Regions from separate parts of the Homo sapiens genome. Here region 2 is linked to region 1. Evidence: chromatin loops called from intact Hi-C (ENCODE). Cell type or tissue: heart left ventricle. All regions are shown on one strand. Each heading gives the region's core, and the rest is flanking DNA. Links, peaks and the distances in the headings are about the cores only.

Region 1 (11,912 bases), core at 1,329-9,328:
GGGGATGACATTGAATCTATAAATTATCTTGGGCAGTATGGCCCTTTTCACGATATTGATTCTTCCTATCCATGAACATGGAATGTTCTTCCATTTGTTTGTGTCCTCTTTTATTTCATTGAGCAGTGGTTTGTAGTTCTCCTTGAAGAGTTCTTTCACATCCCTTGTAAGTTGGATTCCTAGGTATTTTATTCTCTTTGAAGCAACTGTGAATGGGAGTTCACTCATGATTTGGCTCTCTGTTTGTCTCTTATTGGTGTATAAGAATGCTTGTGATTTTTGCACATTGATTTGGTATCCTGAGACATTGCTGAAGTTGCTTATCAGCTTAAGGAGATTTTGGGCTGAGACGATGGGGTTTTCTAAATATACAATCATGTCATCTGCAAATAGGGACAATTTGACTTCCTCTTTTCCTGATTGAATATCCTTTATTTCTTTCTCCTGCCTGATTGCCCTGGCCAGAACTTCCAACACTATGTTGAATAGGAGTGGTGAGAGAGGGCATCCCTGTCTTGTACCAGTTTTCGAAGGGAATGCTTCCAGTTTTTTCCCATTCAGTATGATATTGGCTGTGGGTTTGTCATAAATAGCTCTTATTATTTTGAGATACGTCCCATCAATACCTAGTTTATTGAGAGTTTTTAGCATGAAGGGCTGTTGAATTTTGTCAAAGGCCTTTTCTGCATCTATTGAGATAATCATGTGGTTTTTGTCTTTGATTCTGTTTATATGATAGATTACATTTATTGATTTGCGTGAGTTGAACCAGCCTTGCATCCCAGGAATGAAGCCAACTTGACCGTGGTGGATAAGCTGTATGATGTGCTACTGGATTCGGTTTGCCAGTATTTTATTGAGGATTTTTGCACAATGTTCCTCAGGGATATTGGTCTAAAATTCTCTATGTAAGTAAAGCACTCCTCAGCAAATGTAAAAGAACAGAAATTATAACAAACTGTCTCTCAGACCACAGTTTAATCAAACTAGAACTCAGGATTAAGAAACTCACTCCAAACCGCTCAACTACATGGAAACTGAACAACCTGCTCCTGAATGACTACTAGGTACATAACAAAATAAAGGCAGAAATAAAGATGTTCTTTGAAACCAACGAGAACAAAGACACAACATACCAGAATCTCTGGGACACATTTAAAGCAGTGTGTAGAGGGAAGTTTACAGTATTAAATGCCCACAAGAGAAAGCAGGAAAGATCTAAAATTGACACCCTAACATCACAATTAAAAGAACTAGAGAAGCAAGAGCAAACACATTCAAAATCTAGCAGAAGGCAAGAAATGACTAAGATCAGAGCAGAACTGAAGGAGGTAGAGACACAAAAAACCCTTCAAAAAAATCAATGAACCCAGGAGCTGGTTTTTTGAAAAGATCAACAAAATTGATAGACTACCGGCAAGACTAATAAAGAAGAAAAGAGAGAAGAATCAAATAGATGCAATAAAAAATGATAAAGGAGATATCACCACCGATCCCACAGAAATACAAACTACCATCAGAGAATACTATAAACACCTCTACGCAAATAAACTAGAAAATCTAGAAGAAATGGATAAATTCCTGGACACATACACCCTCCCAAGACTAAACCAGGAAGAAGTTGAATCCCTGAATAGACCAATAACAGGCTCTGAAATTGAGGCAATAATTAATAGCCTACCAACCAAAAAAAGTCCAGGACCAGATGGATTCACAACCAAATTCTACCAGAGGTACAAAGAGGAGCTGGTACCATTCCTTCTGAAACTATTCCAATCAATAGAAAAAGAGGGAATTCTCCCTAACTCATTTTATGAGGCCAGCACCATCCTGATACCAAAGCCTGGCAGAGACACAACAAAAAAAATGATTAACATACATTCTTATTTTTGAAAAGGTCCAATTTACCATGTTTTACTTTTACGGTGAAATATTTTAAAGAAATCTCTGCCTACTCCAAGGACATGAAGATATTCCACTGTTTTTCACTAGAGGCCTATTGTTTTACCTTTTGCATTTAAGAATATGACTTAAGCTCAAATTAATTTTTGTGTATGTTGTAAAATAAGTGTGAAAAATTTTTTTTCAACATGGTATGTAAATGACTTGACACCATATATTGAAAAGACTGTTTTCCTGTTGGATTGCAGTGGTCCCTTTGTTGCAAATCAAACGACTATATATATATGTGGGTCTATTTCTGGAGTCTTTATTCTGTTCCATTGGTCTATGTGTTTATCCTTGTCTCAATAGTACTTTTTTTTTTTTTAAATGGAGTCTCGCTCTGTTGCCCAGGCTGAAGTGCAGTGGCACAATCTCAACTCACTGCAACCTTGGCCTCCTGGGTTCAAGCAATTCTCTCTGCCTCAGCCTCCCTAGTAGCTGGGATTACAGGCATGCGTCACCACACCGGGCTAATTTTTTGTATTTTTAGTAGAAACAGGGTTTCACCATGTTAGCCAGGCTGGTCTCGAACTCCTGACCTCAGGTGATCCGCCTGCCTAGACCTCTCAAAGTGCTGGGATTACAAGGCATGAGCCACCGCATCTGGCCAATAGTACTTTGTCTTACAGTTTTATCGTGAATCTTCAAATCTGGTAGTATAAGTCCTCCAAATTTGCTATTCTTCAAAATGGTTTTGGCTAAGTTTTTTTAATTTCCTTATAAAAATGTAAGAATCTCGTCAATTTTTACAAAAACTTCTGCTAAGATTTTGACTCTTTAGGTCAATTTAGAGAGGGCTGACATCTTAATAGTAGAAAGTATTACAATCCATGAAGATGGAATATCTCTTCTCAATTACATAGTTTGATAACAATAATTTGGGTAAAACTTTAGTTATTTTCAAATGGTTAAGATAGAATTCCATATGATCCAGTAGTTCTACTCCAAACACCAAAGAGAATTGAAGACATATGTCTACACTGAAACTTGTACATGAATATTCATAGCAGCATTATTCATAATAGACAAAATGTGGAAATAAATGTCCATCAACTGATGAATGGATAAATACAATATGGCATATCCATACAATGGAATATTATTAAGCAATAAAAAAGAAGTACTGATACAACATGGATAAACTTTGAAAAACACTATGCTAAGTGAAAGAAGCCAGTCACAAGTGACTACATATTGTATGATTTCATTTAAATAAAATGTCCAGAATAGGCAAATCCATAGAAACAAAATAGAGTAGTGGTTGCCTAGGACTAGGGAGAGGGGAGGAGATTGGGGCAGTAATGATAAGGGGTGTGGGGCTTCTTTTAGGGTAATGAAAATGTTTTAAAATTGATTGTGGTGATGGTTGTGCAACTCTGTGAATATACCAAAAGCCATTAAATTGTACAATTTAAGGCCAGGCACGGTGGCTCATGCCTGTAATCCCAGCACTTTGGGAGGTCGAGGTGGGTGGATCATGAGGTCAGGAGATCGAGACCATCCTGGCTAACACAGTGAAACCCTGTCTCTACTAAAAATACAAAAAATTAGCTAGGTGTGGTGGCAGGTGCCTGTAGTCCCAGCTACTCGGGAGGCTGAGGCAGGAGAATGGTGTGAACCCAGCAGGTGGAGGTTGCAGTGAGGCGAGATCGTGCCACCGCACTCCAGCCTGGGTGACAGATCGAGACTCCGTCTCAAAAAAAAATAAAATAAAATAAATTGTACAATTTAAATAAGTGAATTGTACTTGAATTCTATCTCAATAAAGCTGTTTAAAATAGTTTTAAAGTAATGTTGTCTGTAATCTATTTTTATGGAATGAATCGTGTATCTTCCCCCTGCCCCACACAAATTCATATACTGAAGCTCTAACCTCCAATACCTCAGAATGTGATTGTTATTTGGAGATAAGGCCTTTAAAGAGGTACTGTCATTAAGTTAAAACGAGGCCTTTAGGGTGAGCCTTAATCCAATCTGATAGTGTCTGCTGTTATAAGAAGAGGAGATTAGGATAGACAGACAGTGGGGATGTGTGTGATCAGAGGAAAGGCCACCTGAGGGAGGACACAGGGAGAAGGTGGCCATATTTAAGCCAGGAGGACAGGCCTTAGAAGAAACCAGACCTGCTGACACCTTGATCTTGGACTTGTAGCCTCCAGAACTGTGAGAAATTTCTGTTGTTTAAGCCACCCAGTCTGTGGTACTTTGTTATGGCAGTCCTAGCAAACTAATACATTTGTGTTGATTTTTATATTCTTCAGTGCCACATTTAGTCTAAAACTCTAAAAGCATAGCAACTTCCCACGTCTACAGAGAAGTCAGACCAGGCTGTTTTCAGCACGTGAAGAGCTGTCTTTTTTTTTTTTTTTTTTTTTTTTTTTGAGATGGAGTTTTGCTCTTGTTGCCCAGGCTGGAGTGCAATGGTGTGATTTCGGCTCACCGCAACCTCCACCTCCCAGGTTCAAGTGATTCTCCTGTCTCAGCCTCCCAAGTAGCTGGGATTACAGGTGCACGCCACCACACCTGGCTAATTTTTGTATTTTTAGTAGAGGCGGGGTTTCATCATATTGGTCAGGCTGGTCTCAAACTCCTGATGTCAGGTGATCTGCCTGCCTCGGCCTCCCAAAGTGCTGGGATTACAGACGTGAGCCACCGTACCCGGCCTAGTCATCTTTTTTGAAAACATTTTGATGGTAAGCAGCACTTTGGAATTCCTGAGGTTGTTTTTCTTTTTCTTTAAAAAATTCTAGACAAATGAGATTTTCTAAATTTGGTGGGGGTGGGGGTGATGTTAAGGATAATTACTGAAAAAATCAAAAATTTAAATAGTATTGTCAATAATTCTCAAGATAAAAATTCTCAAGCTAAATCTCATAAAGTAATTATAAAAAATCTTTGATTCTGTTTAATTAAAAAACATGTTTCTATGTATATTAATGCTTTATAGTTCAATAAAAAGTTCAAAAATAAAATGAAAATAGATAAAAATTACTGGAAGACACCATGAATCTAATTTTAGGTTGTACTTTTAAAAATTTAAATCTTTTAAGGAACTATGGTAATTGCTGTATTTTTTTTCTTTTGGAATAAAACAGTGAGAAATAAGTGAATCTCTTTAAATTCCAATTATGAATGAACACAAAGGAAGGTGTGAATGGCATATTAACAAGAGCATGTGAGGGAGTCATGACTTGGTTTTCTAACTTAGGGTAATGTGTGTTTCACAGGAAAACTGAAGAGCTGTGCTGCTGCAAAGCAGTTTTGAAATCTACTTAATAAACTCCATATTATAAATAGACATTTGATTTCTGGCGTGGCGCAGTGACCCACGCCTGTAATCCCAGCACTTTGGGAAGCTGTGGGCGAGTGGATTACTTGAGGTCAGGAGTTTGAGACCAGCCTGGCCAACATGGTGAAACCCCATCTCTACTAAAAATACAAAAATTAGCCGGGCATGGCCGGGCACGGTGGCTCACGCCTGTAATCCCAGCACTTTGGGAGGCCGAGGCGGGCGGATCACGAGGTCAGGAGATCAAGACCATCCTAGCTAACACAGTGAAACCCCGTCTCTACTGAAAATAGAAAAAAATAGCCAGGCGTGGTGGCGGGCGCCTGTAGTCCCAGCTACTCGGGAGGCTGAGGCAGGAGAATGGCGTGAACGTGGGAGGCGGAGCTTGCAGTGAGCCGAGATCGCGCCACTGCACTCCAGCCTGGGCGACAGAGCAAGAATCCGTTTCAAAAAAAAAAAAAAATTAGCCGGGCATGGTGGTGCGTGCCTGTAATCCCAGCTACTCAGGAGGCTGAGGCAGGAGAATCACTTGTACTTGGGAGGTGGAGGCTGCAGTGAGCCGAGATCACACCGCCGCACTCCAGCTTGGGTGACAGAGTGGGAAGCTGTGCCAAAAAAAAAAAAAAAAAAGAAAAGACATTTGACTTCTATTGGTTTCCTCTAAACCAAATATGAAAGTTGACTCCTAAAATTCATTTTTGGTGAGGATCATCTCAACACAACAATGAGGAAGAGTAACTCTGTATTTGGTAATTTCCCCAGTGTCACAGAAGCAGGGGTTCAAACCAACTCTTCTTTCTGGCACCAAAGCCTGTGCCCTTCACCACTACGGTAGATGAGATTGAAAGACTTGGTCGTGACTCTTCACTCCCCTTTGTCATAACATTGCAGAGCCCACCCTTCAAGTACAGGGAATATGTCCTGACCTATTGATGTGTGCTTGGCCACATTATTAGAATGGCCAATGGAATTTGAGACATCGCGATGCACTCTGAGGTCTTGAAAGTTTGAAAGGCTTAACTTAGCTCTGAGGGCTTCTGTGATAGCCATAAGACACGAATTTCCCAGGAAGCCACTGCCCCCTTCAGCCTGGGCCCAGAATAAACACTGTGAAACAGACCTGAACTTGACCTGAAGCCTGCAGCCAAGTTCTGCCGTGGGCAAATTGGAACTCTGAGCCTGGAGTCCAGTCAAGTACAGCAGGGTCCTGGTCTACCTGCAGACCCATGAGAAAAAAAAAAAAAAATCCAACTTGTCATTTTAAGCCGTTAAGTTTTGGAATAATTTCTGTAAGCCTAGCATTATTGTAGCAATAGTCAAATGATAAACCACTACTTGACATATTCAAAATATGGTCCTTGGACACTGGTATCAAAATCATCTGGAACTTATTAAAAATGAAGATTATAGGAAGATGATTACTCACTTACACTAAGGAGTTTAATGGAACAAGTCAGCAGGAGATACTAAATTTAATAATATATTAAAATTAATATGGAAGCAATTCCACTTCTAGATATTTCTCCAAGGGAAAGCCTTACAGATGTCCATAAAAAGGGCAAGGATGTAACGTTGTTTGTAACACTGAAAATCTGGAAATAACCTAAATATCCATCAACAGAAGAATGGTTAAATGATGCCATTTCCACCTTATGGCATACTAATAAATATTATTTGTTAAAAAGAAGCGAGAAAAATTCTCTGAGTCATACTGTTTGATGAAAAGTCAAGATGCAGAACAATATGTGCAGTAAGATTTCATTTATGTAAAGGAAAGGCATGTCTATGTAAATGTATTTAAAAAAAGATACAAACCAAGATACAAACCAAGTTGATAAGTGATTACCTTTGGTAAGGTATGATGTTGAGAAGTGTGTGTGGGGGGTCACTGCTTTATCTGTAGTGTTTATTGTTTTTACACTGACTAGGTTGTACACATATATTACTGTGCCATTAAGAAGAAAAATATTATGTATTTAATGTAGCTGAACTGGTGGCTCATGTCTGTAATCCCAGCACTTTGGGAGGCCAAGGTGGGAAGATTGCTTGATGAACCTGGGCTACATAGTGAGACCCTGTCTCTACAAAAAATTCAAAAATTAAAATTAGCCGGGCATGGTTGTGTGCACCTGTAGTCTTGGCTACTCGGGAGGCTGAGGTGGGAGGATCACTTGAGCCCAGGTGATTGAGGCTGCAGTGAGCTGTGATTGCACCACTGCACTCCAACTGAGGTGACAGAGCGAGACCCTGTCTCTAAAAAATTTTTAAAAAAAATTTAAATCTGGATTTTTAGGTTTCACCCCAAATCAGAAGAGTCTAGGAATCTGCATTTAACTAAATTTTCAGCCCCTGCCCTCTCAGTTGCTTGAGTCAGCAGCAAGCTCAGGAGGAAGCAGCCAGCCAGGGGAAGAGCTGGAAATGTGATGTGGCCTGGGCAAAAGGCACACTGCAGGATTTCCCCTGTGTGGGGGAGGCAGTGGAGAATTCTGCCTGAGGGTTTTCGGTTTTAAGAAAACCAAACGAGGCCAGGCACGGTGGCTCACGCCTGTAATCCCAGCACTTTGGGAGGCTGGGGCAGGCAGATCATGAGGTCAGGGGATGGAGGCCATCCTGGCTAACATGGTGAAACCCCGTCACTACTAAAAATACAAAAAGTTAGCTGGGCATGGTGGCAGATGTCTGTAGTCCCAGCTACTTGGGAGGCTGAGGCAGGAGAATCGCTTGAATCCAGGAGGCGGAGGTTGCAGTAAGCTGAGATCGCACCACTGCACTTCAGGCTGGGTGACAGAGCAAGACTCCATTCAGCGGCTGGAGAAAGTCCCTGTTAATGGCTAGGTTGCCCTCTACAGGGCATCGCCATCCCACCCTGGTCCCATCCCACCCCTGGGGGAGTTTATCTGAATCTTGGAAGGGTAAGACGAGGTACTTGAGATAGTTGCATTTATCAAAAGAGGGCATGAGAATCAAGGTGGGGCATCCTAAAGTGTGGCCAGCCCAGGGAGAGGGCACTGGACACCATTCCACGTGGAGACATTCTGACAAGGATGAGGTAGGGGACAGGAATAAAGCTAGTGGGAGTTTTCAGTATATTTTCTGAACAGCTTCATCTACAAAACCAGGGGCTTGCCCTGAAAAACAGTCCCTCATACCCTGTAAGTCTGTGATCTTCTGGGACTCTCTGCTGGAGGTCAGGCTCATCAAACCCAACAGGGTGGCACCTCCTTGAAGTGCTGGTGTGAAGGCCCAGGCCCTGCAGCCTCAAATCAAGTAGGGGAAGAGCTGAGAGCTGGGCAGACTCACCTGGTGTGACAGGAGTCAGGTCCCCAGATCCCCAGTCCAGTTTCATGGCTGTTCCCAGCTCACAAGTCCCTGTTGTATCAGCGACTTGCTTTCTCAGCAGTTGAGTCATGCCAAGTCCGCCTGACCTGCCTGGTTGGCTTCTCCAACAGCTGAAGGCCCCATGCTGAGGCTGCCCTGCTGCCCTGCCTGGAGAGGAGGATCTGCACCCGTGCCCTGGAGTGTCTGCTCACCAGCCCCCTTCTGTGTCCCTCCTTGCCAGCAGGGGCAGACTGTGAGATGGTTGACAGGGATGCCCAGAACAGAGTTGAGGGCAGGAGCCTTCCATGGCTGGGCCACTGGGGCTGTGGCAAGAGGGACTCAAAAGGAACCCTAAGTATGCCATGCAATTGTTCTGCTGCCAGAAGTTTCCAGCAGGAGGCAAATGAGAGGAGAAAAGGGCATACGGGACTGAATGCTCTATTCCCCCAAATTCATAGTTGGAATCCTAACACCCCGTGTGACGGTATTAGGAGGTGGGGCCTTTGGGAGGTGATTAGGTCATGAGAGCAGAGCCCTTGCGAATGGGAGCAGTGCCCCTATAAAAGAGACCCCAGAGAGCTCCCTCTTCCCTTCTACCAGGTGAGGACACAGAAAGAAGGCACCATCTCTGAACCAGGAAGCAGGCCCACACCAGACACCAAACCTGCTGGTGCCTTGATCTTGGACCGCCCAGCCTCCAGAGCTGTAAGAAATAAATTTCTAGCTGGGTATGATGGCTCACACCTATAATCCCAGCTAATTGTGAGGCTGAGGCAGGGGGATCACTTTAGGTCGGACCTTGAGACGAGCCTGGGCAACAGAGTGAGACCCCAACTCTCAAAAGGCAAAAACAGGCCAGGCATGGTGGCTCACACCTGTAATCCCAGCACTTTGGGAGGCCGAGGTGGGTGGATCATCTGAGGTTAGGAGTTCAAGACCAGCCTGGCCAATATGGTGAAACCCCATCTCTACTAAAAATACAAAAAATTAGCTGGATGTGGTGGCACATACCTGTAATCCCGGCTACTTGGGAGGCTGAGGCAGGAGAATTGCTTGAACCTGGGAGACGGAGGTTGCAGTGAGCCAAGATTGCTCCACTGCACTCTAGCCTGGGCAAAAAAGTGAGAATTCCGTCTCAAAAAAAAAAAAAAAAAAAAAAAAGATAAAAACAACAAAAAATTCTGTTGTTTATAAGCCACCCAGTCTATGGTATTTTTGTTATAGCAGCTGAATGGACTAAGACATGTTCAATGACAAATTCATGACCTTCTGCCTGAGAAAGCCTTATTCAGTAAGTCTGGGAGGGGCTGAGAAACCTGCATTTTTCTTTTTTTTTTCATGTCAGATAGGTAATGTGCAGACATGGTAACAAGGTTCAAGGGTGACACATCTCACACATATGCATAAACATCCAATTGTCATGTTTAAGAACTAAAGGATCAAAACCTGCATTTTAAAAGATTCTCTTAGGCCGGGTGTGATGGCTCCCAGTACTTTGGGAGGCCGAGACGAGACGGGCGGATCACCTGAGGTCAGAAGTTAGAGACCAGCCTGGCCAACATGGCGAAACCCCATCTCTACTAAAAATACAAAAATTAGCTGAACATGGTGGCATTTGCCTATAATCCCAGCTACTCGGGAGGCTGAAGCAGGAGAATCGCTTGAACACGGGAGGCGGAAGTTGCAGTGAGCCCAGATTGCGCCACTGCACTCCAGCCTGGGCGACAGAGCAAGACTCTACCTCAAAAAAAAAAAAAAAAAATTAATGAAAGATTCCCTTAGGTCATGCACAGGCAGATTTGAGAATGGTGATTTTAGGTTAACCTGGTTGAGGTTTGTTCAGAAAGCTTGAGAAGGGTCAGAGGTCAGTGTGATAAAGCAGACTTTGCTTCAGCTGTTAGGAGTTTCCCTCCCTGGGATAAGGGGCAAGGGCTTGATCCACCTTGTGACCCAGAACCTCAAAACCAGCCCCTTTGTACAGAGGGACAGTCAGATGTTGAGCCAGGCTGGAAGTGTAGCTTGAACAGCATCCCCAGGGCTGAGCCCCAGGCACAAGGCCCAGGAGGAGCTGCCAGGCCCACATCTGCGGTCAAGATTCTCACTGGGAAATTCTTACATGTTTGCAAAACGCAGCTAATGTTTCACACACCGTCTGCATGAGCAGCTGCTTTCTGTTCTTGACGTGGGCCATAGGATCTCGAACCGGAGTGGACGTGTGTCCACATGTAATATAGACACACCCTCTCCTGATAAGTCTGAAGCAGGGTATGTCTGTAACTTCAGCTAAGGTAGGGCTCTGATGGTTCCCTGATCAACCGTGGAAGTCTAAATCAGGCCTTCCATGTGTACTAGCCAGTTTCAGCAATAGGCGTGGGTGCTTTAATTTTAGACAAGAGCAATCCTAACGCTTACAGCAGAGCCTTCCCACCAGGCTAAAAGTTCCAGAAAGTTTTATATTACAGCACCAAATCCAGTGTTATGGTTCCAATCAATTCAGGAAATAAAAAGTCTACAATTTATTTGGGTCTCTAAGACTCAGAACTCCTGGCCAAAAATGTGCCCTTTGATCTTCATCCCTTTAATCTGAAGTATTCTCTAAATGCATTTCCATTTTAACGAACAATGCCTTCTACTGGCACAATTCTCTTTATTGAAGAAACTCAGCTTGTGTTTCAGGATTCCAATCCTTGGATTAAATTCATTGTCATATATCAGTCCTAATGTGTGCCAGGTTCCTACCCTCAGTGAGCTTAGTGGCAAGGAGCAAAACTCAAGGATGTATGCTAACAACTGCAGCCAGCAGTGCTGTGCAGTGACTGCCTTCAAAAGACCAGAGCCAGGAGCAGGGCGTTCTCAGAGGGTGGCCATCACTAGACATTTGAGTTGAGTCTCAAAGAGTGGATAAGCTTTTAAGAAGAGGAGGGAGGGAAAAAGAACAGTCCAGGAAGGAGGAAAGAAAGGAGCAGTGCAGAGCATGCTTGCAGAGTTGTGGGTAACTCAGTGTAGCCAGGAGATAAGGCAGGGGTGATGGTGGAGGTGATGGGACAGATGAGCCTGGCCAGACAGTGGAGCCAGACTGTAGTGGACCAAACTCCCTTGGATTTGCTCAAGTAAAGAGCTGATGTACACAATGCTTCAGAGGAATCTCACAGAAATGATGTGGGGTAGCGCTATTGGACCTCCAGATGCTAGAGCGTGGACAGTAGCTATTCCCAGTCACTCTCTCTGGTGGCCCATGGTTTCTTGCCACTGCTTCTCTCTGCACGCTGTGTCATCTGATCACCCATAGGGCAACTCTAGCCCTGACTTAAGCCAACCTGCAGGCCAAGCATCTGTCACCACGGTCTCTTGATTCTTGGAT
Region 2 (11,912 bases), core at 1,891-9,890, 230 kb before region 1:
GCTTTAATTCACTATGGGAAAACATCCAATCTGTGTTTTACAAAAAAGTTACTTTTTGGAACCCAGTACCTACTAGCAGAGAGGACCTCCTGAAAAAATAATACTCAGTACACCTCCGAGGCCACTTTTACCCTAGCTTCCCACTATACATAGTGAAAATCCTTGTTTTGAATCTGAAAGGATGATTAAAATCTTCCATATATGTGCCCTTCCCTGCCCTCCAGGATGATTGAGAGGATAAGCTAGAGGCAGGGAGACTAACTGAGGGAAGAAAAAACAACCAAAACCAAAACCAACAAAAAACCTGGAATATAAAATTTCACCAACATCTAGTAAACAGTCAACAGGTTTCTGAGATCTCAAAAGCCCTCTCACTCTGGACTCACTCCTACATATTTCCCCTTGCTTTGAAGCTAAAGAGCAACTTTCTCTTAATGCTGAACTAAGGTCTGGCCAGAAGAGGCCTAACATCACACAAGGCAGCCGTAATCTCTCCTAACCTACTTCTACGAACTCTCTAATCTGTAACAGGAAAGAAGCAGTTGGGAGCCTCCACCTCTAAAATATCCTTCATAGAGTCCAAGCCACTGGTCTCTCTCTATACACGTACATGTGTATTTTACGGTCTCTGTCTTTAATAAGACTACAAACTATAGAGGCCTTCTTTCTAGATTTTTTTTATTATTAAAATACTTCAATGATAGTTATTCATATTTTGGTTTCATTTATCTTTGTACCTTTTCACCATTGTAGGATTGTAAAGATAGATCTTCATAAAGTGTCTTTCCTTCTCATGATAACCATAAAAAGGCCTGAAATATAAGAAAAAAAATTTCAAATTATTTTCATAATTCAGAGATGAAATAATGCAACTTATTGCCCTAATTAGATTCAGCTGGCCAAATTCAGTCTTACGTTTAATATTATCCACCCCCCAAAAAACAACTAAAAAATCCCAAACCTTTCAGTTAAACCTAGCACAGGTTAACATGAAATACTGAAGCTTTTTTAAAAAGTGTAAAAAATATCACTTTCTTTAATTACTGACGATGGGAATTAAAAATTATCACTCTGAAAAAACTATGGACAAAAAGGAAGAACAAACCATCCACCCCTTAATCTCAAACATCAAGACTCTTTAAGTGGCTTTTTGTTTTCTTTACTCCACATATAAGAAAACATATTTTTGTTTGCTTTACTCCACATATGAGAGAAACAGACCTTTCAGCCGCCTTCTTCTGGCTCCCATTTTTTTGTTAAAAACTGAAGTTCTTCTTCAACAAAGTCCTTTACTTAACAACACTTACATTACTTTCCTTATTCAGCTGTTTATTATTATTTTATAAGTTCAATAAGCAGAGACAATGTACCTATTATATGTACACACAGCATGTATTTCAGTAGCTGATATGAATAAACCTGTAACACACAACCATATCAAGTGCATCCTGTGAAAAAACTGTGTAGACAGGAACTTAAGAGACTGAAAAAGACCATGGACTTACTTAAGCAACATAATCATGTTATGGCTGAGTTTTTTCTCGGGGTATCAGCTGGAATGAGGAAAGGGGGAAGCAAAAGGCTATATAACAGGAAGAGAAATCCTCGGTGCAAGATGAAATAAGCTGAACTCTCACATCATTTCAGGAGGATCTGAAACTACACTACAACCTCTGATATACAGAACACTATTTTCAAGGATGATGTAATTAGAAACAATACATAAACAGGCGTAAATTTGTGAATGAAATAAAAGGCTTTGTATTGGCTGAAAAGTGGTCTGTTAATACACGGTTAAATCTTTAGGTGGATAAACCCAATCACTCTTTATTTAAAAACATTGTTCCCTTATGACAGGCAGCAGATAATAGAATTTACTCTCATAGGACATCACCTCTCTGTGATGTCTAATAGTGTAGTGGACATCAAATAAAGGACTAATTTGGTAGCAGAGACATTATTTTGGGTATAATTTTTTAGTTGTTTTAAGCCATCTGTATTATTGTTATAAAGTAATTTCTGTTAAAAAAAAAAAAAAACAACTATTTACCAAGGTCTAAAGGGTTCCTCATCTCATCCTTGCCTCTCACTCCAATCTCAAGTCATACCATTCTTCCTTCTCCTCCAACCACTCTAAACATTTCAGACCCTCTAACTCGATCCCTCAAGTGGAAAGCTCCGCTCTGGACTTTTGCATGGCTTGTTTAATCTTCATTCAGAACTCTGCTTAATTTACCTTCTCAGAAAAGTCTCACCTGACCATCCCTCCCTCTTACTCTTCACCCTTTTCTTAACTTTTTATAATACCACTTCCCGTCTAGTTTGCTGCTGTATACCCTATTTTGTTGCCATGAAGAATTGGTTAAAGAAAGACATATTACATAAATGATATCATTCTCTCTCATTGGCAAATTCAACCTTAACTGTAGCCCTTTCCTGCTATGGTATTTTTCATATATACAAAGGTAGTTGTCTGGAAACATGGGTTATCTTCAGCCAGATGAATGGTTTTGCCAAAAGAATTCCTCATCAGGGAGACTCTTTGGGGGAAAAAAGTAGAATGGAGGAGTATGAAAGCAGATGTTTTCATGTTTAAAAAATTATATCTCGTAATTAGTTTTTTAAGTATATCAATAGGAAGGAAAATGAGTGTGGATAGCGAAAAATCTCACCTAATTAATTTTGATGGATTGAGAATCTCTTTATAGAAGATTCTCTAAAATCATGAGTGAGAAGGAATCCCAGAAATTAGCCCAAGGTCATGATCCTATCTCTTAACTCAGCCTCAGGATAGTGATAGTCTAAAAAGAATAGAGTTAAACCTCATGTAAATGTTAATTTGGTAGCTAGATGCAACTTTATGTAACTTAAGTAGGAAAAATTGAAGGAGTAAAGGAATTAGAGAAGGTAGAATGAATGGGAAGGAAAAAGGGGATCTAGGGAAGAAAATGACCAAAAAATTAGAAGAAAAAAGAAAACTGCAATGAAAAATTAGAGTGAGCAGCTCATCTGTTGCCCCATGTATCCAGATCTGTAACTCAACTACTCTCAAAAATGTGGCAATGTCTTTAACAAATACAAAAATACAGGAAGATAAGTGACTATGTATTTCACTGGGCTGTTTGGAGACTTAACTTTGAAATGAGGATATATATAGGAAAGTTATTAGAAACTATCAAGAATAAACAAAACTAAAAGATAAAGTAGATAATTATCCCTAACATAATTGCTCCTGTTATAGGATGAGTGTAAACTTTCACCTCATTCATTTATCCAACCAAACAGTTATTGAGTCATCTCATACATGCTAGTGCACTAGCATGCAGTTTACATGCTAGTGGAAGAAACACATAAAAATTAAGTAAATAAATAAAAATTAAAATACCTGCAAACTGTATTAAGTGCTAAAGAAAACAAATAATGGGCTGAGATACAGAATAATAAAAACAGTAATAATAATAATGCCCTACTTAAAATACCTTATTTTACGTGGGATAGTCAAAGAAAACTTCTCTGAAGAGGTCAATGATCTGGAGGATTGGGGAAGGGTAGAACACTCAAGGAAAGAAAATTGTACATACAAAGAACTTAGGTGAGAAACAACTTGGATAGCAGAGGAACTGAGAGAAAGTCACTGTTTCTGAATGGAATACAGAAAGCAGAGTTTCAGAGGTAGATGGGGTGAGGTCACATAGGTTATGGCTAGAAGTTTAAATTGTATTCTATTAACAATATGAAGCCACTCAAGAATTTTTAAATGATTTTAAATTTACAGTATAAGAGTACTTCTGCTGCTCTGGAATGAGATAAAAATAGAAGGAAATTCAATTAAAATGATACTATCATGGTCCAGAGGAAAGCCTAGATTAAGGTGGAAGCAGAGATTTAAGGTCTCCACTTGGATTTCATATGGACATAAAACAACTCAAATGTTCCTGTATGAGCTCCAGATCTTTCCTGTCAGTTGACTCTACCTCTACCTTCCGTCTTCCTAGCAGAACACCCTTAAACTTTTGCAGTCAACCTTGATTCCTCTCTCACAATCCTTACCCAAACACAAAGCAAAGCTAATACATTAACTCAACCTTCAGAATAGATCCAGAAGCTGATGATTACTTCCCTGCTACCACCCTAGTTCAAGCCACACTATTTTCTTTTTTGTTTTAATTTTAATTCCTTGGTCTTTTCTACCTTAATATCAAGCCACCATATTTTCTTACCCAGATTAATGTCCTAATTCTCTCCCTGCTCTTATTCTCGTCCCCCTACAATCTATTATTAATACAGTTGCTTAAGTAATCCTTTCCAGTTTAAGCCAGATCTTGGCTGCTCAAAATCATGTAATAACTTACAGTAAAAGTCAAAGTCCTTACATTAGCCTACTGAGTGATTAACAAACTTAAGCATGCATAAGAATCATCAGAAAGGCTTTATTAAAACACAAATTGCTGGGCCCCAAGAATGTAGTTCTACCAAGTTCCCAGGTGTGTCAGTCCCAGTCCTCCAAGAAGTAAATGCCAAATGTGAGAGAAAATGAGAAGGCAGCCAGAAGAAGCCGGCATAGCCACCAGACCTAGATACCAGTCTCATCTCAAGTGGACAGAGGGATGTTTTACAGATCTGCTTTAGTATCTTTGCCATGCTCAGTCATAGGGTAAGAGTAGCCTATGGAAAGCAGCTCATGTGGAGTGACAGACTGGAATTGAGTGTATAGTAGCTGGGGCCATTCACTCATTCTCTGTGTATTTGGAGATCTGAGAGGTATATTCTCATGGCTGTAAAACTAGGTAAAGCTAATGATAGTAGGTGATACTAGGAAACCAAAGTATGGAAACCACACTTTGAGAATCATTGGTCCTCACAGTCTCTACCCTCTCATCTCTCTCTTATCTCATTTAGTCCAACTCTCCTTTACTCTTCCACTCTAGTCACCTGGCTTCCATGCTGTTCCTACTCCCTTACCTCCTTCAGGTCTTTGCTCAGATGTTGTTACTTTGTCAATGACACATTCCCTGATTACTCTAAAATTGTCACTAGTCTACTTCCTTACCCCACACTACTATTCCTTCTTATCCTGCTTGTATAGATTCTTTCCTTCCACACGACTAATTATCATATAGCAAATAAATTAATTTAATGTTGTATTTATTGGTTATTATCTGTTTCCCGTAGTAGAATGTAACTTCCACATGGGCAGGGCTCTTTGTTTTGTCCAGCAGTATATCCCAAACGCCTAGAACAGTGCTTAGCACATAAAAAGTATTTAAGAAATATTTGCTGAATAAATTACTATATGAATTACTAATGAATTTCTATAGTTACAGGAAGCAGAGAAATGGGAAAGGAAACAACAAAAATCACTGTTGACTCTCTACCTTTCATTGCCATAAAAATTCATGTTAAAAAGTTACAGCAAGGAATTCACTACAGTTCCATTAGACTAGAAGTAAAAGAAATAGAGTTTATCAACTGAGTATGTTTTCCTCTAAATAGAATAGCAACATAAACAGAAATTATAAAATATATTATCATATACTTACATTCCTGATACTAATGACACTTTGAACACATGCTGAGCAGTGGAAGATGGATTGCCTAAAGCCACATTAAGTGCTCTGTCGATACTGAATGCCATCTGAGAAAGATAGCTTTCTGGCTGCTGTCCATAACCATCGTATGGCACATAGAGGTAAGGAAAGATGCCATGTAGATGAAGACATGTCTTCTGACCTAAAATGTAACACATTATAAAGTTTAGTTTCCAGACACAGTTTAACAATACAAAACTCAGAATGAAACTCATTTAAATGTTCTAATGGCAACACAGCTTATCTAAGGGAAGAGTTGAAAAAAATTAACCCATAGTTCAAAGTAACCAGTATTAACTACATTTTACAACAGAACATTTGGAAACATTGTGTAAACACAAGCATTGTATAACAGTATGACTTAAACAGTAGTTTTGATGAAAGTATTTTCACTATTTAACCCTCATAATCCAACTAGTCTTGTGTACTTCACTGAATCATCTATAAATACCAGTGTTATGAAGGTTATAAGCACAGTGTTATGAAGGTTACAAAAATTCACAAAAAGTTTACTAAATAAATCAATGAATGCCTGTCTTGGCATTAATGTTTTCAAACAAGAGCCTTCCCTAAAAGAGAGGCAGCTCTGGGAGAAAGGGGAATGTAAAAGCAGTTCCAGTGTGCAGAATTTTGCTATTGCAGTGGGAAGGAGGGTAAAAATGAAATTTTGCCATTAAAAGGAAAAAAAAAAAGACAAAACCAAATCAAAACAAAATCTCTACAGATCAATTATCTATAATGGATTTCAGGGTATCTAAATTTTATATTTGGTGGTATGGAACAAGGGGAGACAAAAGGCCAACATGCACACTTCTCAGAAAACCAATATATCAGTCAAGGTGCAGAAGGGGTAAATGGTGCTGACTTGCCAACAGACAATCCAGCACAGCCATGATAAAGAAAGTAATTTGAGTGAGAACCCACAAAAGAAATGCCACAGAAACGATAATCTGTCCATGACAAGATTAAGTAACAACAATGGCAACAAAAAGCAGATGCACCATTGCTCTCATGAATCTGGCAGGGCTGTATGGAAGTGGTTACTGTCCTCAGAGCATTGTCCCTAGTTCCCCTTGGGTATGTGCCATTTGTCTAATCCAAACAGAGAGGAGAACAGCAGTGATGGAAGAACACATCCATTTTTCTCATGCTGTCACCCGCTCTCACTGTGCTGTTCCTGCCAACACAAGCCTCAGGCTTCTTCCCCACCCCTTATCCCTCCTCACTCTGCTTCACTGGGCCTTTTCTTTTGGTAGGAATGTAAATATTTGTTTGATCACTATTTCCCATTTATGATTTAGAATGATTTATATAAAATATATAGAAAGTAGTTCTACACTGTGTTGATATCTTAATGTTTACATTTCTTATAAAGAATAACATTAGCTTCTCTTATTTTTAAGGTACACTTACGACAGAAAAATAAATCTGGAACAGTTATTACATAAAGCAGAGCAAATTTAGAAAGATCAGTCACATAATGAAACAAGATCTGATTCTCCGAACTGTAATATTCTGATTTGAACTACCAACTGTCGTGCTTTTGAAAAATTACAAATTGTGTTGCTGTTATACAAATTTCAGTTTCCAGTTTGGCTATTTCATTTCTAAATACAACATGGTATTAATTCCTAAATTTCATAGTTTTTCAATTCTTCAAATAGAGAACATTCAAACTATATTAATGAGTCTTAATAGATTTAATCAATTTACTGATGACTTACTTGAATGCTTTTTAAATATCTCATGAATAAATGTTATAACCATTACCCTTCTGGACAAAAACCACAATTTGACTAAGAGTAACTGGTATGCTAAACTACAGGTTGAGGGAGGTGGGAAGACAGTGAATTATTTCCTCTTAAGTTGACAAATGCAAGACCAGTGATTACAGAATTACTAGTGCAATGCCATATTTTACAAGCAATACTGTAAATTCCTAAGGTATTTGTTTTATAGTCAATATATCTCAATAATGGAATTTTGGGTAAATTTTACAAGAAACAATTACAAAATTGGACTGTATTAATAGTTTCTTTATGGTCAGAGTGTTCACAAAGTGTCTTAAAAATAATTTTATATCCACTTTTCACATCTCCTGTGAAGTAGGGACCAGAAGAATTACCTTTCTATTTATAGGCTTCAGAACTACAACAATTTTGGGATGTACAATTTAGGAAAAAGGAAGAAATGATTTACTCAGCAGGTAATAGGGTAAGTGCTTTACCTATGTATTTCTAATTAGGATAATCTTGCAGTATTGATGGAGGTTAACGTTCCCAAAGTCACATAACTATTAAGCAATAGAATCCAGCTCAACAAAACCTAAAACCAATACTCTTTCCATTTAACCATGCTGGTTCAATGTTTTTAAAAAGTCAATGTTGGCTTCCTTAATTCCTCAGTTTTTATTTTTTATTATAATTGCCTGTTTCCTTATCTAACTTTCCCATTTCATGGCAAAAACTCTTAGGGAGGTGTTATTGTGTTCAAATGAACACTATGTCCCCAGAACTCAACAAAAAACACATGGTATGTGCTTAACAAACATTTATTAAATGAATTAAAGAACCCACAACAAAACAGAATAACTGCTTAAGGACAAAGGAATGATGTGAAAGCCTTTGAATATCTGAAGAAACACATCCACGAAAAAAGAGGGACTCTGATACAATTAATGTAACTACCATCAGGGTTAGAGGAGGACATGGGTGTGTGGGGTTGAGAAGGATCCCCAACATATTGCACTTTCCTACCCTGAATGACCTGAAGTGCCATCCAAATCTGTAGTCACTCTATCAACACAGACGTACCTCTCTCTCCAGTGCTCCTGCAGCTAGAGATGGCTCAGTGCCTTACTCATCACCCTTCCTCAAGAACAACCTCCTGAAGAACAACCACAACACAAGGAATTCTTGGCATAGCACTAACAGCTCTAATATAGAATAAGAATGATATAAGAGAAAATGAAAGAAACAGGATAAAATAAAAAACTCAAAAGTTAAATAAGGAAAGAGAAATGTGTAAAAATGAACACGAGAGTCAACTGCTTTTTGGAAATAGTATGTCTTTTATTACCATAAAATTTGTAGTTCTGTAATTTGCTTTATCTTGACAAGATACAGACCACTTCTATTTATTTCCCTCCGCTAGCTCTACCTCACACAAATGTGTGGAGATACAGAGCTGTAAAGTCTTTAGAGATAAACCAGTCTACTACAACTCCCGTTAGTTAGGATTAGGTTAAATTGTGAGAAAATGCCCCCAAATCAGTGGATTTAGCATTAAAATTAGTGGCTTCTCTCCTAAAAGAAGTCCAGAGGTAGGTAGCTGGTACTAGAAACCCAGCTTTTTTCAACATCTAGTTAGTGGTCTAATTAAGAACTTGTGACTTCAGTCCAGGCGCTTTTCCACTATACTTCTAGAAGTTCCACATACAGGATGCTTTCAAGAATGTTTTTATAAAATTAGTGAAAGTTATGGTATTTTGAAACCTTCTACTAAATGATTTTGGATTCTCTTTTTTTTTTTTGAGATGGAGTCTCGCTCTGTCACCCAGGCTGGAGTGCAGTGTTGCGATCTCGGCTTGCTGCAAGCTCCACCTCCCGGGCTCACGCCGTTCTCCTGCCTCAGCCTCCGGAGTAGCTGGGACTACAGGTGCCTGCCACCATGCCCGGCTAATTTTTTGTATTTTTTAGTAGAGACGGGGTTTCACCGTGTTAATCAGGATGGTCTCGATCTCCTGACCTCATGATCCACCTGCCTCGGCCTTCCAAAGTGCTGGGATTACAGGCGTGAGCCACCGCGCCCGGCCATTTTGGATTCTTAAAGGAGTCAGGGTATTAGGTATTTCTAGGTAACATATAGATTTAAGGAAAGAAAATATCCCTACCCCTTCAACTCTATTAACGTAAACTGATACATAAAAATTGTACATATATATGGTATACAACATGAAACTTTGATATGTATACACCATGAAATGATTAAGTCGAGCTAACATATCCATCACTTCACATACTTATTATTTTGTGGTAAGAGCATTTAAAATCTAATCTCTTAGCGATTTTCAAGTATATAATACATTATCAACTACAGTCACCATGCAGTACAACTGATGTCCAGAACTTATTCATCATGTCTAGTTGAAACTTCATACTCTTTAAACAACAACTCCCCTTCCCCTCCTCTGAAGGTTCCCTCTTACTATCATGGCAAACTGAAGTTAGACAACAAGTCCAAGAGAAATAAGATCGTCTGTGGCTGAACAAGCCCATGTACACAGGTTTCAAAAATTTCAGAGTTTGAATTTTCCAATTTGATTGATGTTCCCTAATTCAGAAGCTGCAAAAGTTATTTTAAAAAGCGCCACCAAAACTTGACACCATGGCAAAACTCTGTGGAGCTGGCTACTTCCCATTGTGTGTAAGTACATAACAAAAGGCAGATGCCTCTTCAACAAGGAGTATGTGGGTGCTCTGAATTTCATCTTTCACGGAACCCAGAATTATACTAAACATTAAGTCCTTGGCTGGGCATGGTGGCTCACGCCTGTAATCCCAGCACTTTGGGGGCTGAGGCAGGTAGATCACGAGGTCAGGAGATCAAGACCATCCTGGCCAACATGGTGAAACCCCTCTCCACTAAAAACACAAAAAAATTAGCCAGGTGCCTGTAGTCCCAGACACTCGGGAGGCTGAGGCAGGAGAATGGCGTGAACCCGGGAGGCGGAGGTTGCAGTGAGCCAAGATCGCGCCAATGCACTCCAGCCTGGGAGACAGAGCGAGACTCCATCTCAAAAAAAACAAAAACAAAACAAAACATTAAGTCCTTTATATCCCAACATTTCTTATTGTCATTTTTCAACATTTTATTCTGCAATTTAGGTGTCTTGATTTGGTCTCTAAATTGCCCATCTAAAATCTTGTTAGCCTATTTGTAGTAAAATTACTTGGGGTATTTTTGTAGATTCAGTTTCGATAAACACAAAGACTAAATGTACCATTCCTCTAATTTGGGGGTCTGAAAACTTTTTCTGGAAGGTGACAGTAAATATTTTAGGCTTTATGGGACATGCTGTATCTGACACAATTACATAACTCTGCTGTTGTAGCCTGGAAGCAGCTGTATGCAATACTTAAGTGAACGGGCATGACCGTGTTACAATAAAACTTCATTTACAAAAACACGCAACATGAGGGATTTGGCCCATGGATAGTAGTTTGCCAATCTCTGCTCTAATTAATTAGACTTCTTTCTCCATCATCATCTGGAATAGAAAAGTTTTTTTTTTTTTAAAGCTGATGGGTAATCAAAATCAAAATAGTGATAGCCTAAGAGTATCTTAGGAGAATAAGAAATACTCATTGTGTAATTTGCATATCCCATCTCCCAAATCTCAAATTCAATCTAAACAAGGTTTTAAACAAACCTCGACAGAGCTATAAAACAGAAAAACTTGGTATGTGAGCAAGAACATTTACGTTTACAAAAATTTTCATATTTTCTTCTTCCTGGAACATCTCAAGTTTTATATCACTATCATTAACTCCATCTGTTTCCTTCCAGTCTTTCTTTGCTTCTGTCTTTCTAAATTTTACTCCATCTTTCTTTTCCCATCTCCACAAAACCACAAAACGAACTAAACAAAACTCAGTCACAGAAAGTGTTAAATTATCTATTCTCATGGAAAAAGAAAAGTTGTAAGGATGTACTCTTAGCCTTGGAAATTAGATTTTCAGAATTTATCTTACAGAAAAACTTAAAAATGTACACGAAGATTCAGATACTAAGATGTGAGGTATGACTAACAATAGTGAAAAAAATGAAGATAATCTAAATTTCCAAAAATAGGGAAATAAGTAAAATTATGTTATATCTGTATAATAGCTCTGTGGCTCTGTAGCAAATCCTGCTTCCTGCCTGATTTTCTAAATAAAGTTTTATAAGAATACACCACAGCCATTTAGAATGGTCTATGGCTGCTTATGCTATAGACAGAGTTGAGCAGTTGCAATAGACACCCTACAACCCTCAAAACCTAAAATATGTGCTTTCTTGTTCTTTATAGAAAAAGTTTGCTAACCTCAGCAACAGAAGATGTTTAAGTGTATTTCCTAGTATAAGAAAATGTTTATGATGTCTTTATAGTCAGATGAAAATCAGTTATAAAATAACATAGTACATGAGACCAGGTGATGAGTGATTCTTTTATATATATATGGGTGATTCTTTTATATATATATACACATATATATATATATACACATATATATATATATACACATATATATATATATACACATATATATATATATACATATA

Evidence for each region. Hi-C counts contacts between places; a loop is a spot of excess contacts. Peaks named below come from ENCODE experiments on the same cell type or tissue, not always from the same donor. Only the 100,000 strongest peaks of a DNase experiment are listed, where the experiment ranks them.
Region 2: a loop joins it to region 1, with 2.6 times the contacts of the local background. A loop is called at or near these places in 2 of 110 quality-filtered maps.

The regions. Positions count from the first base shown.
Region 1 is chr6:111,636,437-111,648,348 of GRCh38, forward strand. It overlaps LOC105377944 (a long non-coding RNA gene), which reads right to left. Exons shown (of 3, transcript XR_942874.3): 3 at 5,900-6,449. It overlaps LOC124901539 (small nucleolar RNA U13), which reads right to left and starts at 9,991; the gene lies at 9,891-9,991. RefSeq lists a silencer at 6,150-6,444. In heart left ventricle, for the core only: a CTCF peak has its summit at 6,315 (motif pointing left); a DNase peak (open chromatin) is centred at 6,322; H3K4me3 peaks cover 219 bases.
Region 2 is chr6:111,410,743-111,422,654 of GRCh38, forward strand. REV3L (REV3 like, DNA directed polymerase zeta catalytic subunit) reads right to left here. Exons shown (of 32, transcript NM_001372078.1): 2 at 5,541-5,730; 3 at 738-812. Among named protein-coding and RNA genes, the nearest start is that of REV3L, 67 kb to the right of the region's middle. In heart left ventricle, for the core only: no CTCF peak of the experiment used is centred there; no DNase peak of the experiment used is centred there; H3K27ac peaks cover 800 bases.